2 separate regions of the Mus musculus genome follow, and region 1 is linked to region 2. The links are chromatin contacts, found by Hi-C or POLR2A ChIA-PET in ENCODE. All regions are on one chromosome and are shown on one strand. Each heading gives the region's core, a stretch centred on a gene start or an enhancer-like site at or near the end of the contact. The rest is flanking DNA. Distances are from core to core; before and after follow the strand shown. Region 1 holds the start of Cdc42ep3 (CDC42 effector protein (Rho GTPase binding) 3). Region 2 holds the start of Cebpzos (CCAAT/enhancer binding protein (C/EBP), zeta, opposite strand).

What was found. Hi-C counts contacts between places; a loop is a spot of excess contacts on that map. ChIA-PET counts read pairs that join two places held with the same protein, here RNA polymerase II (POLR2A).
Region 1: a loop to region 2 is called in a map of regulatory T cell, with 2.8 times the contacts of the local background. The contact joins the promoter of Cdc42ep3 here to the promoter of Cebpzos in region 2. A Hi-C loop is called at or near these places in 1 of 37 maps with a recorded cell type or tissue (regulatory T cell). POLR2A ChIA-PET finds 5 or more read pairs at or near these places in 1 of 5 experiments (embryonic stem cell).

The regions. Positions count from the first base shown.
Region 1 is chr17:79,353,138-79,356,434 of GRCm38, forward strand. It overlaps Cdc42ep3 (CDC42 effector protein (Rho GTPase binding) 3), which reads right to left and starts at 1,954. Exons shown (of 2, transcript NM_026514.3): 1 at 1,680-1,954. Gm17315 (predicted gene, 17315) reads left to right here and starts at 1,562. Exons shown (of 2, transcript NR_165822.1): 1 at 1,562-1,867; 2 at 2,688-3,297.
Region 2 is chr17:78,914,395-78,917,826 of GRCm38, forward strand. It overlaps Cebpzos (CCAAT/enhancer binding protein (C/EBP), zeta, opposite strand), which reads left to right and starts at 2,105. Exons shown (of 5, transcript NM_001177403.1): 1 at 2,105-2,299.

The sequences.
Region 1 (3,297 bases), core at 704-3,203, 440 kb after region 2:
ACTGGTAGCCCCGTCTTCCAACCATGGGTGAGGCCTCCTGGAAAACCTAGGCACTTCCAGATGGACTGTCAACCATTCCTTGAATATAGATCTTAATCCTTTATCTCACACGTTACATCGCTAGACATTTCATAACGGCCTTATGGCCGAGTCCTTCATTCTGAAAAAGGTGTTTGTGTATACTGACATCTAAACTGTCCATCAAATCACAGTGGTGGAGGTATCTACAACTGTCCAGAAGTTGTACTCCCTAGCTCAGTTGTTAGTTGAAAGATCTTTTATAAGTCAGACCATTACAGGAGTCTTTTAATGGACTTAGGGGTGCCCCTGGGGCATCCTGGCTGCTTCCTGGGGAGGCTTATTTCTCCCTGTGATGTTAAGGGGGAGTTCCCAAGTCTGGGTCTACTATTAAAGCAGGGACATCTGCTACCCTCCTAATATTTTCAAGGCGGCACCCCTCCTCCACCCCCTCCCAGAACTCGAGGATACTGGGAGGGCTACAAGCTGCCAGGGTGAGGAAGCAGCAGAAGGAATCTTTGTCTCCCCAACACATCCATCAGTTCCCTCCCCAGAGCCCCCACTACACACTGCACACAATCAGCAGCCCACTCCCCGCAAACGCACCAAGGCTGCAAAGATTCAGGCTCCAGTCCCTGCCTGACATTCCTCTTCCCACCCTCCTTTTAATTCACTCACTTTTTTTTTTTTAAACAAAATGTAATTACTTGACTGTCAGCCGGGGCTGCACTCTGGGGCTTTAACTCCTTTCAACACAGATGTGCGCCCAGCTTTGATGCCGCTGTACTCGCAGCTTGTCCCAGCCACAGCCGGCTCGGTAATGTAACATTCAAGTGCATATTTATTTTTAAACTGACCTCTCCTAGACGGTGCAGTATAAAGCAGGTCCTGCCAAAAAATATGCTACTTTCTATTTATAAGATGAAACACATGCCTTCCCTCCCAAAGGCGAGAGCGGGGTGGAGTATAATAATTCATAAAGAAAAAAACTGACTGGCCGGATCCATTCGTCCTCGCATGGCTGTGTCAAGATACTTAGTGAGAAGGAAGAGAAAAGAAGAGGAAGAAGAGCAATAGCAGGAGGAAGAGGAGGAGGAGAGGCAGGAGGAGAAGGAGAGGGGAAGGAGGAGGAAGAGGGAGTAAAGATCTTGTAAACGCTTCAGTTGTTCAGAAACCGCAGTCGAGAAAGAAAAAAAAAATTTTTTTCCCCCAACTGCCAGATCTGCAGGTTGGAGCCTCAGCTACAATGTGCTGCCTCTGTCAGTTCGGAAACTGCCAAGCTGCGCGGTGCACTCTCGCGCCGCGCCGCATCGGTGCAAACACACAACTAGAGGGCCGCGGTAGCCAAGTGCGGTTTGTTCTGCTGGAAAAACGCAACACGCGCCCAGAATGGCTGTCAATGGCCTGGAGGGGGCCGTGCTGACTGCAGCCCCACCCTAAAGAAGTAGGTGGCAGAGCTCCGCGTCCTGATCCCCCCTCCCGGACGTCAAGCATGATGTCCCCTTTGATCCTCTAAACATCAGCTCAACCAGGCGGTGCGGTAGATTATCCTCGCACCCTCTAAGTCTTCCAAGGCCACCATCTGCACTAGCTGGAAGGGGGCTTAGGTTGAGGGTCGGACAGTCTTACAGGTGGAGAGACAGCCTGGGTCACACACTCACCAGCAGTCTCTAAGGCTCCTAGCTTCTGCCCGGAGGGCCGGGCGTCGGCCCGGGTCGCCTCCCGAGGGCGCAACAGTCCTCGCTGGTGCGCGCAGAACCAGAGGGGCGGCAACGGTTCACCGCAGAATCTGCTCCGGGACTGCGCGCGGCGTCTCCCGGGAGGCAGCCGCTGCGGAACTGGGTTGTCGGTGAGCGTCCCGCTGCTGTGCTCCCAGCGGCAGTTGGAAGCGCCCGCGACACTGTGCGCGCGGCTGCCGGACGCCGGGCCTCAACCTGCCGAGGGCGGGGCGCAGGACGCAGGGCGGGGCCGGCGCGGGGCGGGGCGGGGCTGTGAGGCCAGGGCAGGGCGGGGAGAAGGGTGCGGGCCGACCTGGACCGTCCCTCCGTTGTACCTGTCCCCCACCTCCCCACCACCCCCAGACCCGCAGGACTGGAGGCGAGGCTGCGGACTCTTGGAGGACAAAGGCTACCCACTGTCACCTCCCAGTTCCACCCCTTCCCAGTGGTGGCTTCTCTCAGAGGCAATGCCGGCTGGGGCTCCCTCAGGCACAAAGAAAAGTGGCGGGGTGCTCCCTTTAAAGAGGGGACCCCAGAGCGTTGCTGTCCGTACGGTGCGGGAGAACAATGGGACTCCGCCCGCACCCGGGACCCTCGTGCTCACCCTCGTGTCCCCGCCTTTCCCTGTCCTACCTAACCCACCTAGCAGTGCGGGGCTTCGCAGCGGAGGAAGGGGACCTGCGCGGGGAAGAAGGGCCACCTGACCGGGTCGCCGCAGCGCGGCCGCAGCTCCCTGGGGACCCCCTGGCAGCTGTAGCTCTCGGGAGGGAAAAGGAGGGTCGCGTGCTGTCAACGTGCAGCCGGCTCCCCTTGCAAGCTGTCGCCAAAACCTGGAGCGCGGATCTGACGCGCGGGAGACGCGGGGTGGAGGCTGAGAGCCTGCGGGACGCAGAGAAACGCAGACGCAGCAGGTTTTTCCTGTCGGGAGGGTGACGTCTCCTCCCCCTCCAGGTCTGTCAGAGATTGACCTAAAGCTGCGGAAGCGGGTGGCGGCTCTCCGGGACGCTCTGCGAGGCGGCGCAAGTGGCGCAGCTGCTGCTGCTCCGGACCGTAAAATTCCGCCCGTGGCGACACCTGCACCTGTCGGTCACCCAGCCAGGGCCTCAGGACGACCCGCCCCTCTGTCCCTGGACCTCTGTAGGAACCCAGAGAATTAATGTTAATTGTCTTAATTGGTCGCCCTCTCTTCCTTCTCCCTTAGTCCGCCAGGTTGGAGACAGGAAAAGGTGGTGTTTTCCGGCGTTGATGTCCCCCGCCGGCTTGGTTGACCTGGAAAAGGAGCTAGAACCCCGAGTAGTCGCACGCTCCAGGTCTGGCCCCAACCCTGGGACTCTCAGGTTGCCTGGAAATCCTGGCACAAAGCAGAGCCCCTCCTGGAGACCTTGGCTTCCCTGGGCGCTATCGGGGTCATCACAAGGGTGCCCCCAATCTGAATCGCTCTGAAACCTTAGACCGGGTGCACTTTAAGCCCAGGTCCTAAACCACGGTCGACGTTAAGATGAATTTAAAAAGGAAGCGGACACAACTGTTGGGGAAAGCAAAATACTTGGGTGGAGTGTTA
Region 2 (3,432 bases), core at 855-3,354:
CTCCACATGGTTCACTTAGGGGGATCCCTGGTAAGAATGCTAAATCTGTATGGTAGCTTGCCTCATCAAGTTCCGCAGTAAATTCAGTTTTGAGACCATAAGCAACTTGATCACATGTCTCAAGTAATAAAATCTGTTTATCATTTGGTTTTAACTTTGTCATCTTATTTATGAAAAGTAAATGATTTAGTTTTAGTCAGTGTCAATGTTTTAAAAGAACTCCTGGGACTGGTGCTTATTTATTCCTTCATTCCATGAAACCCACGGTTTTGAGGATTTTCATAACATACATTTGTCATGCTTTTGTGCATACATGTTCTTGATGTGCTGTATAATGATACTCCATTACATGTAAGCACAGGGTGGCTTTTGCATCCTCTTCTATTGGTTTTACAAATGTGTTTCTCTCTTTTACCTGCCATTAATGGGGTATCAACCAAAGGAGATATATTGATGGTGGACAAAGAAAATGGGCTTAACATATATTTTATTGCGCCATATAAGTTCCTTGATTTAGTTGTGTCTTCTAAGGACACTAAATACATCATTTTTGGATGACATTGCATTTGTCAAAAAGACCACTAATAAAAATGGCTAGTTGAGCCATGTCTTTGTCATTGCGTTATTGCTCTTAAGAGACACCACAACCAAGGCAATTCATAAAGAAAAAGGACTTAATTGAGAGCTGACCTACAGTTTCAGAGGTAATTTACTGTCTACTTGGTGGAGCTGGAGAAGTCGCTGAGAGCTCTACAGTCTGATCCATAGGCAAAGAGAAAGACTGGGTCTGGTGTGGACTTTTGAAACCTCAAATCACACCCCCAGTGACACACTTCCTTCAACAAGGCCACACCTTGCACCTTGTTGAATCCTTATAATCTTTTTGACACTTGTACTCCCTGGTGTAACTTTAATTTTTCCAAATCCCATTTAAAAAAAAATATTTATTATTATATGTAAGTACACTGTAGCTGTCTTCAGATGCACCAGAAGAGGGCGTCAGATCTCATTATGGTTTTGAGCCACCATGTGGTTGCTGGGATTTGAACTCAGGACCTTCAGAAGAGCAGTCGGTGCTCTTAACCACTGAGCCATCTCTCCAGCCCTCAAATTCCATTTTTAATGATGGTTTTTAAACACTTTAACCTTCCTTGTAACCCACCACTCACCAGAGGTAGTGGGAAAGAAAGGATACGGGGGGGGGGGGGGAAGTGGAACTGTTTAGAAAGGTTCTTTGGAGCAACTCCCTTCTGTGTTGTCTGGAAATCAGTTCAGTTCACAGGTTAGCAGGCAGCGGTAGTTGGATCCACTGGCAAACACCTCATGGATACAGTTCTGTAGAGTCAGGTTAGCAACAGCAGTGACATGTCCAGATGTTCGAATCAACAGTCGGAACCAACAGGAACAGGGAATCGAAGATGCAAGATCCATAAGTGTTGCACAGTTAGCTGTACCAGTGAGCCAAGTCAAGCCAAGCCAAGCTAAGCTAAGCCAAGCCAAGCCACTCCCCCTCCCCCAATTTCCATTATGTTTACCTTGAACGTTTTGTTGGGCAGCATTCATAGCTTCCTGTGTTTGCTTGTTTGAGACAGGGTTTCTCCGTGCAGCCCTGGCTGTGGATCTCTGAGGACAGACTGCATTTTAATAAAAGTGGATATAGTCTGACATTCCAGGCTTTGTCATGCACGTGGTCCCTCTTTAGGCATTCCTATGCCCCATCTCCTATCTTTCCTTCCCTTAGGTCAGCCCTCTTCTTGACTATTGGGCAGCACCTAGGCACAGCGCTTCTCACCTTTAATGTGTAAAGGAATTGTCTAGGAACCTGGCTAAAGGGCAAATCCCAATTTAGGGTCCCACTTTTCTGGCCACTCTCTGGCGATGGGTTGTTCCCGTTCTGATACATTTTGGGTTTAGAGTGGGAGAGACGATCCATGTGCAGAGTTTGGAGATGGTGTCCTGGGTTCAAATGTGAATTCTTTTACTTGGGTGTGACCGCGGGCAGGATAACCTTGCCTAAACGATACCAGCTTCCCACAGCTAGTTAGGTCAGGTTCCTCTGTGGGGCGTGGCTAAAGCTGGGGGCGTGGCGCTAAGACCGTGCGCTTGCGCAGTCGGGTTGCGGAGGCCTCAGGTAAGGACCGGGCAGTGTTTCTTGTCCTCTGTTCCCCAATGTGTGGCGCGTGGGGTCTGTGACATTCTTGGGTGTGGGGAACACTCGAGCGAGCCCGCCCCGCAGGCGCAGGAGCGCGAGCGTTTCCGGGTCGCCGAGCCGCGACGCATGCTGGGACCAGGACCCCGGGTAAGGCTGGGTGCTCGCTGTTGGATCCTTGCAGGGCAGCAGCCCCCGGTCGCAGCGCCGCCTTTCCTCCCTCGGGCCTACACTGGAGCACACGCAGGGTTGCTTCTCCTGCGCTGCAGCCCCAGGCGCTCCTGTGCAACAAGGCTCCGTGGTCTTTGGTCTCCCTGAGCCATCTTGTCTGGACAGTGTGTCTCTGGTGACAAACGTGCTTTATTATTAAGTAGACAAGTCCCGAAGCGCAGGGCTTTGGAATGTGGCACGTCCATCAGTTTTTAAGAAATTAAGTGTTTTATTAATATCATTATTTGGACTGTTTGATATCTTAGCATCACTCTCTTCCAATCAAAAAAGATTTCGCTCAGATCCCGTAAGTTGTGGAACAGGATGCAGGCAGGTGTGCCCTGTCCTCGCCCTGAAACCTTAAAACCGCCCTTGAGAACTTAGAACTGAGCGGGACCGTCAGTGATTTAGCAGAGTACTGGGAAATCGAGGAACACAGCTGTCCCTTCTGCCTCCTCCCCAGTTTTTTATTTGCTTCGTTTTAAAAATGAGAATAATACAGTTTTTTTTTTTTCTGGTCCCTGAGTAATTCCCATTACTAAAGTGAAAAACGAACGTTGGAGGAGGGACACATGGTAACAGAGTCCAAGGCGAATCCTGATAGTGTTTAATTATTTTCATGCTTAGATACCATGAAAGGGACGTAAAAGCAGGGGAAAGGACTGGCTGATCCTGAACATTAAAGAACAGCCTGTCTCAGCATTGAGCAGTGGGAAAATATCAGAATATTAGATCAAAAGCTTAGTAGTTTGGGGTTATAGGGAGTTAGTTATAAAGCCTGAGCTACCTTTTGCATATTTAGCAAGACAAAACCTTATTTACTGGATAACGGTTCTTCAAAGACACCTTCTTTTGACTGTTGGAAACTGAGCCTACTACTCATGCTAATAGCTTGCATGCTCCCGTTCTCGGTTTGTCTCTGCGTACAGGGGGGAAGACTTCAGTTACTCGAAGCTTTGCCATGGACTGGGTCACCACCAGTCAACTTCTCCCCCATGGGCCAGGGCTTTGTATAAAACCTGGAGTGACTTCACGGGGGGGGGGGGGATTACTGGGGTGCCTGCCACCCTAGT